Regions from separate parts of the Homo sapiens genome. Here region 2 is linked to region 1. The links are chromatin contacts, found by Hi-C or POLR2A ChIA-PET in ENCODE. All regions are on one chromosome and are shown on one strand. The core of a region is the stretch at or near the end of the contact, and the rest is flanking DNA. Distances in the headings are between cores, read along the strand shown.

Region 1 (5,241 bases), core at 818-3,317:
GGAAGCAGGTAAAAGGTGTCAATACCCACTTTTACCCAGGCATTCCAACTCTGAAAAACCTATTCCCCTGGCCATGACTCTACCTGTTCCCCTAGGATCCTCACTGCCCTGTTTAACAGCCATCCCCAACCCCATGCCACTGCCTCCCTGCCCGCCCACCTCTCCCCCTTAAGCTTCACTTCCCCCAGCCCTGAATGATTTATAAATCCCTTCTACATGGAGGCTCCTGACAATATTTTGAGGTAGGTGGTATTATTTCTATCTCACCGATAAGGAAACCAGGATTCCAAGAAGTCAAATGACTTATCCAGCTTCACAGGCTTTATAAACCAGGGAGCTGTGGCTTAACACCTAGAACCCTAACTTCACAGTCCACTCTTGAGATTGTCAGGCTTGTCTTGACTCAGAAGTTTTCTGCTATTTTGTGAGTGTGAGAATTGTCAGAACACTGTGGTCTGAGTAACAGAGGGAGAGTTGTAATAGGGACAGGAACATGCATCCCTAACAAACATACAGAGAACCCCTGAGAACCGCCTGAAACAGGAGGAACAGAATGGAAAGACTCCTACTAGTTGAAGGGTCTAACCCTGAATTTTCAGGGTCCCTAGGGCTATGATATGGTTTGGCTGTGTCCCCACCCAAATCTCATCTTGAAATGTAGCTCCCATAATTCCCACGTGTTGTGGGAGGGACCCAGTGGGAGGTAACTGAATCATAGGGTGGGTTTTCTCATGCTATTCTCATGACAGTGAATAAGTCTCATGTGATCTGATGGTTTTATAAAGAGGAGTTCCCCTGCACATGCTCTCTTGCCTGCCGCCATATAAGGCATGACTTGGCTCCTCATTCACCTTCTGTCATGATTGTGAGGCCTCCCCAGCCATGTGGAACGGTGAGTCCATTAAACCTCTTTCCTTCATAAATTACCCAGTCTCGGGTATGTCTATTAGCAGCATGAGAACAGACTAATACAGGCTGGATCAGGGTCAGGGCAGACAGAAACCTCACCTTGAGCCAGGTGACCTGCGGTTGGGGCCGGCCAGTGATCTTGCAGGAGAATCGTCCCATCTGTCCTTCTTTGACCACAACTCGGCCCAGCTTGGTAGCAAACTTTGGTGGGCACTCCCCCCAGATGCTAGGACGGGTCTCCACTGCTGGAGCTGAAAATCTATCCCTGTAAGGAAATTGGCAGAGAATCCAGTCCCAGACAAGGCAGCAATTCAACCATCCTCTCTCCACCTCACTCAAAGGCACTAAGTTAAGGTCAGAAGCCATCAAAGTGTAGCCTTCCCAATTTTATGCCTCAGAAACTTTCTCATGCTCTCTCTAGAAAAATGTGTGGCACCAAAACCTATTTCCTCTACCTCTTGGGCATGCAGCTAGACTTCATTTACTAGCCTTCCTTGCAGTTAGGCATGCCTGAATTCCACTGAGCCCTGGCTGAAAGCCTGGGTTTTAGCCAGGAGACCATGAGCAGAAGAGCTGTATGCCACTTCCAGGGCCGACTCATAAGAACCTCCTGTGAGGCTCTGCAGTCTCTCGTCCACTCTGCTGGTGAGATGCAGAAGGCCCAGTGGGGGCTCAAGGGCCTAGGAGATGAAACTATAAAATGGAAGAAGCCTGGGCTCCTGGAAGATAATGTGGAAGGCTCTCCCCATGTTCCAGGATATCTGAACTGAACTTTCCCTGAGTAAGAAACAAACTTTCCCTGGGTTGAGCCACTGTGATTTGAGGCTTGTCTGTTACAGCAGCTACTGTTACCCGCCTCTTCTAGGCTTGCTTATTTCAATCTTCTGACTATTGCCTTGATTGTTAGAGTCCACTGCAGACTCTGGCCACCTCTCCCACTTCCTTACATTTAGCAGCTGGGCCAGTCAAAGGAGCCAATCACAGAGGCAGCCAGGTCAGGAGGTGCTGTGTAAATGACACATCTCATTGTACTAGGCTCCCGCCCTTTGGTTATTATAACCTAGGAGAGCCAAGACTTACTCCCCAGACCTATCCTGCTCAAGTCAGCAGGAAAGCAATCCAACCCTTACTCTGTCTTGAACATCCAGGACTTACCCTAAGGTTTTGGAAACAACAGGCTGACCAAGCTGCTTCGCAAAACTTCCTGCAAGAAAAAGAGTTGATGAGTCAGGTCTGAGCCACCAACTTGGAGCAATGAAAGTAAAAAGATTCAACAGCAGGGGTGGGTGGGATAGTGATGGTGATCATTAATCTTGACTGAGCATGGGCTGTGTCACTATGGATACTATGGTAGGTGTTTACATACATTATCATGTGAATTTCTTGCAATAATTTTATGAAGCTGATACTACATTATCCTATTTTTTAAACAGATGAGAGAAATAAGATTCAGAGAAGTTAAGTCATCCATACAAGGTCACAAAGTCAGTAACAGTGCAGAAATTCACCCAGGTCTGCCAGATTCTAAAACTCTCAACCACCCTGCTGAGTTGTTAGGGTAGTACGCTCTACCTTCCATTTTGGGGATTATTTGGGGGTGATTCAGGACCTCTCCAGAACATTTTCTCAGTTAAAGGGAGGGAGGGAAAGGCCCATGCCTATCTCTTACCACACCTACTCTTGACTGACACAATCAACACTCCATTCTTCCACTTAAGGCCTGGCAAGTAGCAGCAAGCTGAAAGAGAGCAGGACAGGTCACTGCAGATGAGCTACAGCGGAGCCAGCAGCTCCTGCAGAATCTGCAGTGCTGCCACACTGAACACTGCCAGTCCTGGGCAAGGTGCTGCTATGCTGGACACTGCCAGTCCTGGGCAAGGCGCTGCTATGCTGGACACTGCCAGTCCTGGGCAAGGCGCTGCTATGCTAGACACTGCCAGTCCTGGGCAAGGCGCTGCTATGCTGGGCACTGCCAGTCGGTCCTAGGTGAGATGATGAGGCCATAGTAGGCGCTATCCTACTGGGCGCTGCTGATCCTGGGTGAGCTGTTGCCGTGCTAGGCAGGAGGCCATTAAATAGCAAAGCCAGCAAGGCAGCTGGGGTTAGCTCCTTTCATCCAGCTCCTGCAGCTGGGAGGGACAATTCACAATGTCACCATGAAATAACTCTAAAGTAGTGGGAGTTTTATTTTGAGGGGTGGGGTGGGAGGAAGAGGTCTTTTTTGAGATGATGATCACCCTGAAAGTTGTTCTTCTTTTGCCGCAAGCTGGGGATGTTTATAAAACCCTATCCCAGGGAGGGTAGAGTCATCCTCTGATATCAGCAGACAGTTGCTGTGGGGAATTTGCAGGGAGTTTACTGCAAAAGAGTAAACTTCCTTAACTTTGACTCTGATCACATTTATATGACTGTGTAAGAACATAGGTGTGGAGGAGAAAAATCATGGCTATTTTCATCAGCCACACCCGGTTTAAGATTCCACCAGAACTTTAGTGAAAAGGGATTAATAACAAACACTGGCATCACATTTAAGCTGTGGCTCCATATAATTGGTGATTACGATACAGGCATTTCTGTTTAACATTACTTAGTGAGCTGTGTCTAGTTTTCATTCCTGAAAGTGTTTTGGTTTTTGTCATTCCATTCTCTATTCAAAAGTAAAAGAACTTCTAAATTGATAAAAGGAGAGACTTGTTTTGAAAGGACCCAACTGACAGTCAAGATGCTGGGCCCTCAGATGCTGCTGGAGGCAGAGCCAACTGTCCAGTCCTCCTGGAAATACTTGAGTGAGGAAAAATCATAAGCTTTAAAGATGCTCTGCTCTTGGGACAGCACCTCCGTTTCTGTGACTCCATTCAAAGGAAACGACGCTAAAGTTAGAAGAGAAAGTTTACACAGCTATTCACTTTTATCTTATTTGTAATAGTGAAAGTTAGAAGCAACATAAATGTCACTCAGTAGGAAGAAAATAAGTAGTCAGGTAAAATGTACAATTAGACATCTTATTCTGCCATTAAATTATGTTTAAGAATATCTGAAACGTGCAGGTACATGTTAGGATATTATCTCATTCGTTCCTCAGCACACTCCAAATGGGCTATGATCCTCTCCGCTCCACTGGGCTCCATCCCAGCCACAATCTTGTCAAACCCAATGGTTGACACTCTGTCTCCATCTCACTCAGATGCTCAGTAGTATCTGACACAAGGTCCCACTCCCCTTCAAAGCACTTTCTCTTCTAGACTTTCCTGCTTTTACCAGGTTATTCATCTTCTCTCAACCTCCTTCTCTGCTCAACCTTTGCATGCTGGGGCACCCTAGGGCTGAGTCCTGGGCCTCTCCCCAGCTCCATCTAATTTCTCCCAGGAGGTCTTAGTCCCATAGCTTTAAATATCATCTATATGCTAAAGACCCAACCCATATCCCCACTAGAACTTCTTATTCACTCATCAGATGTATCCGGAACAAATCCCAGCACATTGTAGGTATTTAAATATTTGTTAAATACATTTTGTGCAGCATACAAAATTACCTATTTAATGTGATCATAATTAGGTAAAACTAAAATACCCAAAGACAGGAAAATGACAAGAAAAGGTATCATGTTATTAATACTGATTATTTTGGGGGTTGTGGTACTCTGAGTAATTTTATTCAGCTGTATTTTCTAAAACCTATAAATACAATGGTAAAGAAGAAATAAAACATGAAAAACATAATCTAGTTGCAAAAAAAGGGGCAGGGAGGAAGAAAGTAAAATCTGGCATCCAAATAGAGGATGGATAGGGCCTTCTAAACACGCTCCATACAACAGCATTATCCAGTCTCTAACATTTCATCACAAAATATCCGTGTACCATCCATTGTACTACCCACACTACTGTATCACTCATTTCATCTGGGAATAAAGATTTTATAAAAATTAGACTGATTAACTGATGAATGGATAAAGAAAATGTGGTGCATCCATACAATGAAGTATTATTCAGCTGTAAAAGGAATGAAGTACTAACACGTGGTACAACATGGATGGACATTGAAAAAGTGCATTAAGTGAAGGAGCTCAGACCCAAAAGGCCATGTATGATAGGATTCCGTTCATATGAAATGTCCAGGAGAGGCAAATCCATAGAGAAAGATGGTGGTTAGTAGTTGCCAGGAGCTGGGGGAGGAGGGGATGGGGAATTAATGCTCAATAGGTATGGGGTTTCCATTTGGGGTAATAAACAAGTCCTGGAATGAGATAGCAGTGATGGCTGCACAACACTGTGAATGTACTTAATGACAATTGTACACTTTAAAATGGTTAAAATGGTAAATTTTATGTTAGGT
Region 2 (5,546 bases), core at 2,165-4,664, 330 kb after region 1:
GGGAGGGATTTAGATTTGAAGGAGTGAGGGAAGCGAGTGGTTACCAGAATGTGTGAAAGAGCAACCTCAAAAGGAGGTGTGACCTGGGTAAGGGACATAGAAAGCTCATGGCCACCCATGACAATGTCGGGAATAGGGAACACCGCTTCACCCTCCTTGCTTCTTCTTATCTCCTGCCACAGCTTTTCAGAGGCTGAGCTCAGCAGAATTCCAGAGGGCAAGGGAGCCTTCATATGATCCATCTAGGTCAGCCTTGGGCACTCAGCCGGCTGGAGAAGGACAGAGGGTGTGCCTGGAACAGGTGGAGAGTGATGGAAGGGCAAACAGGAGCCCCTGGTTGACTAGGAGAATATGAGGCTTTTAGGAGACACAGTTTTCTCCAACCCCACTTTCAGTTAGTTTCCCAGTACTAATATGTGAGCTAGGTGATCTCCATACTCTAGCTACGTAAGCTCTAGTATCTTTACACAAACTCCACTTTCTAAGGATGCAGTGTTAGCTGCAGTGCAGACTGGAGCAGACTTCAAATCCCCAAATGGTAGATCCAGAAGGCTCCAGAAGAGACATTAGAGATAATTTAGTCTATTTGCCTCATTCCTTCAGATAAGAAAACAGTTCCCAGGAGGCAAAGTGATTAGTCCACAACTTCTTCATGGCAGAGCCAGAAAGGGGATGCTCACAGCCAGGCTCTCAGTAAAATGATATTTTCTGAGGCCCTAATCCTACTCAGACCTCAGATATGATATTAGCACTTATCCTGTCTTCCTACATCCCTGACCTTGACGGTTCTTTCCTTCCCTACCCCACCCCACCCCACCGCACCCACCCCTGTTGTGATGGGGAATTACTCTGATGCAATGGTGGCCTTTAAGTATGCTCTACACATAGTTGGTACCCAAACCAGAGGTCATGGAACTGGAAGCTCACAGCCAAATTAGGATGCTCAGATCACATGGTTTATTAAATCAATTTAAAGCACACAGCAAAAAACAAAAAACCACCAAAACCACCCCCAACAAACAAAAAAAAACCACAAGAGAAAAGATATGGGATAGGTCTGTGCACTTAGGATAGGGTAGAAATGGGGAGAAGGATCACATCCCTGACTTCTAGGTGACATATCAGAGTTTATGTCCTGTGTATCTCTTTGCCATGTCAGCCTTTCTCACTGATGATGTGTTTATGGAAACCAGAATTGAGAAGCGAGCAGGAGGGCACAGCAGGTAGGAGGTGCCTGTTCACAACACACACTCACTTTTTCAGAGAGGCTCTGGGGCAGCTATGCTGGCCAGGGGAGCCACTCACCAGTTATCCTGATGAACTGCTCTGGGTTCTGGGTGCATGGCTTGGGCAGAGGACTGGTGAGGCCTGACTAGGATGTGAAGACACAGTTTGAGAGACTCCTGACGTAGTCTTGTAACCACCCAGCTGCCTCCTGATGTACTGCACATGTTTCCTGAGGCCCTACGCCATAGCTCAGCTGGTTGGCAGTGGCCTTAAGGAGGTCAAACCATGGGTCTGATTCCTATGGGGCCCAGCTAGACTTACACAGAGGAACAAATGGCTTCTACTCCATAGGCAGTGCCTCCTTTAACCCTGAGTGGCTAGTCTGAAAATCTCATCATTGAGGGGGCAGGATGACAAAGTTTGGATAACTTAACCAAATCCCAGTTCTAGGATCTAGATCCCAATTCTAGAAGTTGGGGCTAGGGATATGGTCTTCTTTCTGGGAGGAAAGCACCCACCTCCATCTGTGGAACTCAGTATACTTGTCTGGGCCCTTGTCAGCCTCTACTTGGTGTAACCTGCCTTTCCACGGGTAGCATCCTCTGTGACATCCTGTGAGGTTACAGCATGTGAGCATCCAGACCACTTTGTGAAATTAGAACTAAAACCAAAAAGGCTGGTTGGCCCAGTGACACCAATGACAGTCCCACATCCATCTACATTTCAAGTTCCTGGGAGGATTCTTTTTTGCTGAGTGTGCTATAGAGTGAGATTTAATCTTTAGAGTTCATCTAGCAGCACCTCTGTTTCCACCTGACATACTCAATATCTGTGCTTAGGCCAGAGACACAAATAAGAGGCAGCTAGTACAAAACCCTCTTCCCCATCTGCCTTCATCATAGATGAACATCAAGGCCTCTGCCCTGCCATGTCTGGAGATGATAGAGAAGCCTGGTAGATTTTAAATATTTATTGATTTACACCCTTTCCCCAGCAGTTGAATAATGATTATTGACAGAAGCACTGGGGACATATCAGTTTTACAAAAAGAAAAAAAAAATATCATGGAGCTTGGAGGAGTTGTGGAGGGGTAAAGAAGAGCCCGCACTGAGTGATGGTCTCAGGAAGGAACAATGTGACATTTTCCACTGGATGCATGAGGTAGTAATGTGATTTGTGATATGAAAAGAGCCTCCAGGCCCTGGCAGTGCCTGCATTGAGACTGAAGACTGAGGATGTAAAGTGGGTGTCTGACCTCCTGCTTTGGTCTGTCTGGATGTTGAAGCATGAATAACAGCAAGGACAATAATCATTAGTAACCATACCTAGTATTTATTGAATACCCTCCACACGTTTGGTATAAAATTGAGCATTTTCACAAATATCTCATTAATCTTTAAAATGACCTTTTTGGGCCCTATTTTTAAGATAAACAGACTCAAAGAGGCTAGGAACTTGCCTAAAGTCACACAGCTGTTAAGTGGCAGAGCTAAGACTTGAACCAATTAGTCTATTTGTCTATTTCTGTAGTCCACATTCTTTCTATTGGATCACCCTGGAGGGAAAGGAACTCATGGAAACCTAGGAGGAGGAGGAGGAGGAGGAGGAGGAGGAGGAGGAGGAGGAGGAGGAGGAGGAGGAGGAAATACTGAGGGAACCTGGTTAAGATGTCTGAGAGACTGGGGATCTCCCAGAGCTGAGTCGACACGTGTCCCTCTATGTCGTGCACAGCCCAGGGTCAGTGCTAGAGAGAATCACATGAAATCTGCTGCTCCCTTTCACTTTAGCAGGGAACAGGGCATGCTTAAGAAAGGCAGGCAGGTTGGATTTTTAGGTGTATAGCACAAAAGTAGAAAATCAAACAATGTAAACTGTAGTAAAGTAAGAGAGTCCTTCATTGTGCAATGGGGAACCATTGAGTGTTTTTGAGTGAGGGAATTATATGGTAGGACTGCTTTGCTTTAGCAAAATTAATTTTTTAGCAGTGTTTAGAGTGGATTTCAGAGTGGACTAGGGTAAGTGCTCTAAAGGAGTAGATACCACATGCAGCTGAAGCTCAGAGGAAAGGGAGGTGAGCTTTGCCTGGGGGAGTTAGGGAATGGTTTGTAGAACATTTGACCTAGGCCTGGAAGGATGAATTTGGTGAGTCAGTGAGTGGGGCGGCCAAGATATTTCTGGAGGAGAGACTACTGGAGAGCCTTTCTTATCAGGCTGCTGTGCGAATGGGCTTGACTAGCAGGCATGTATTTAGATATCATCTTGCTTTGAAAGGGATTTACAACAGCTTAAAAAAATGTACCACAACAAGATAAAATGAAGAAAAATAAGGAGGTGATGAAATAGAGGCAGAGGAAAAATTAAGGTAGGAAAAATGAGACGAAGATAGGATTACAGTTAGTACAGTTAGCTGGATTTGATCCCTATATTCTGGGGACTTGCTCTCTAACGCTTATGGACAGAGACAACTGTTAAAGATAGCATGTGTGGAGTGAAGGCAGAGACTGTGAAGTGGTGATGGCTGAAAAACTTGCAGTCTTGAAAGTCTCTGCTCTGAGTACCAAGCTCAATGATCCGTGGTGAGAGGTCCAGGAAGCGTCCACATACATACTTACCAGGTCCTTGCAGAACCTGCTGGCATTCTGTCTTTACCGAGAACATACCATACTGAATCTAGTTCCCAAGACTTTGTTCCTGCTGGAACCTTTGCTTGAATGTTCTTTGCATCCTAGCCATGGTCTTTATGAGTCTGTAGCATGTCCCACTACCTGTGGGGAAGAGATCTTCTATGACATCACCCTGTTTCCATCTCTGATCTCCCTGAACACATTCCATGACTTGTCATCACAAACCCACTTTCATTATTACTGTTTCACATGTTAGGTGTTTGCTACCCAGCTAGACAGACCGTTAAGCTCCTGGAGGAAAGCTGGGAACTTGTTTCCTAAGTCTCAGTGCCTATCCCAGTGTTGTTTATAAAATAGCGGCTATGTAAATGTAAGCTTGGCCTTCCCTTCCTCTGGCATTTGCCTTGTGTGTCAATTTCAGTGGATCCTCAGCCCAGTCAGGAGGTCTTGGTTTTAGGATGCCTCTGGCATTGTTGTGGGCCTGTCCCTTCTCCTTTCTGGGTCTCAGTTTTGCCACCTATAAAAAGAGAGGATTTCACTGAATGACTGTTAAAGTCCCTTTCACATATATAATATTTGTATGATTGAAATTGCCTTAATTAGGGATAGTTTCTGCCTTGTCTTGCTCCCTTCCACTGTCTTTTTTTTTTGTGTGTGTGCTGATGTCTGTCATTGAAAGGTTTCTATTCATGTTTAAACCTCATGTTTAAAACTTAGCATTTCTATGTGGAAGGTGATCAGGAAGGGGAGGGAGGCAGCCTTGTGCCTGATTAGATGACATGGGGGGCATGGTGTACATGCCTGTGTAGGTGTGCTGGGATGCTTGGTGATTTGAACCCAGTCAGATGTTACCTGGTGGGTGACTTCTGTAATGGTGTCATCCCATCCCTTGCAGGTATAAGTTTGCTGGAAATTCATTGACTGAGCACTTTCCAAATGCAATCTCTATTTCTCCCAACAACTCTGAAAGGAAGTAGTTACTCCCGTTTATAGCGCGAAAACATACCCAGAGAGGTTAAGTGATTTGCCAGAAATGTTCAAAACGAAGATCTCACCTAAGGCTGTCTGGCTCCAAAGCTTGGGTTCTTTTCATCAACATTGCCTTGCAACTCAACCCAAAAGAGGAGAGCAGAAGACATCTTAGTCTATCTGTGCTTCTATAACAAAATACCTGGTACTTGGTAATTTATAAAGAACAGAAATATATTGCTCATAGTTCTGGAGGCTGAGAAGTCCAAGATCAAGGAGGTGGCAGGTTTGTTGTAAGGATTCAGTCTCTGCTTCCAAGATGGCACCTTGAATACTGTGTCCTCTTTTGTGAGGGCCTAATCTCAGTCATGATGAGGGGAGAAGCCCTCATAATTTAGTCACTTCTTGAAGACCCCACCTCTTAATACCATCACATTGGCCATTAAGTTTCAACATCTAAATTTTGGAGGGGATACATCTGAACCATAGCTCTCTTCATCGACATTGCCTTGCCCCTCAATTAAACCCAGAGAAAGAGAGCAGAATATGTCCATGTCACAACTATATAGGAAGGTGAGAATTTCCCAAATGGCAAAGTGTCTTCTCTGTTAGAATTTCCCTTAGGCACATCAGTTCTTGAGTCACAGAGATTCCTAAAAGACCTCTTGAAGGTCTCTTCTAGGCTAGGGAGTCTGAGACTTGAGGAATAAGTTGTATTTCTATGCA

The links. Hi-C counts contacts between places; a loop is a spot of excess contacts on that map. ChIA-PET counts read pairs that join two places held with the same protein, here RNA polymerase II (POLR2A). Pooled maps may share reads with other maps.
Region 2: a map of mammary epithelial cell shows a loop between it and region 1 (4-fold over the local background). The contact joins two enhancer-like sites. A Hi-C loop is called at or near these places in 1 of 168 maps with a recorded cell type or tissue (mammary epithelial cell), 2 of 37 single-sample maps with no recorded cell type and 6 of 50 pooled maps. POLR2A ChIA-PET finds 5 or more read pairs at or near these places in 1 of 52 experiments (AG04450).

Annotation. Positions count from the first base shown.
Region 1 is chr3:123,737,889-123,743,129 of GRCh38, forward strand. MYLK (myosin light chain kinase) reads right to left here. Exons shown (of 34, transcript NM_053025.4): 6 at 2,065-2,113; 7 at 1,009-1,174. Among named protein-coding and RNA genes, the nearest start is that of MYLK-AS2, 51 kb to the left of the region's middle. Within about 2 kb of position 2,068, at least 3 of the 41 ENCODE cell types and tissues checked have a DNase peak (open chromatin) inside an H3K27ac peak, as active enhancers do.
Region 2 is chr3:124,066,502-124,072,047 of GRCh38, forward strand. All of the region lies in intron 1 of KALRN (kalirin RhoGEF kinase), which reads left to right. Among named protein-coding and RNA genes, the nearest start is that of KALRN, 36 kb to the left of the region's middle. Within about 2 kb of position 3,415, at least 4 of the 41 ENCODE cell types and tissues checked have a DNase peak (open chromatin) inside an H3K27ac peak, as active enhancers do.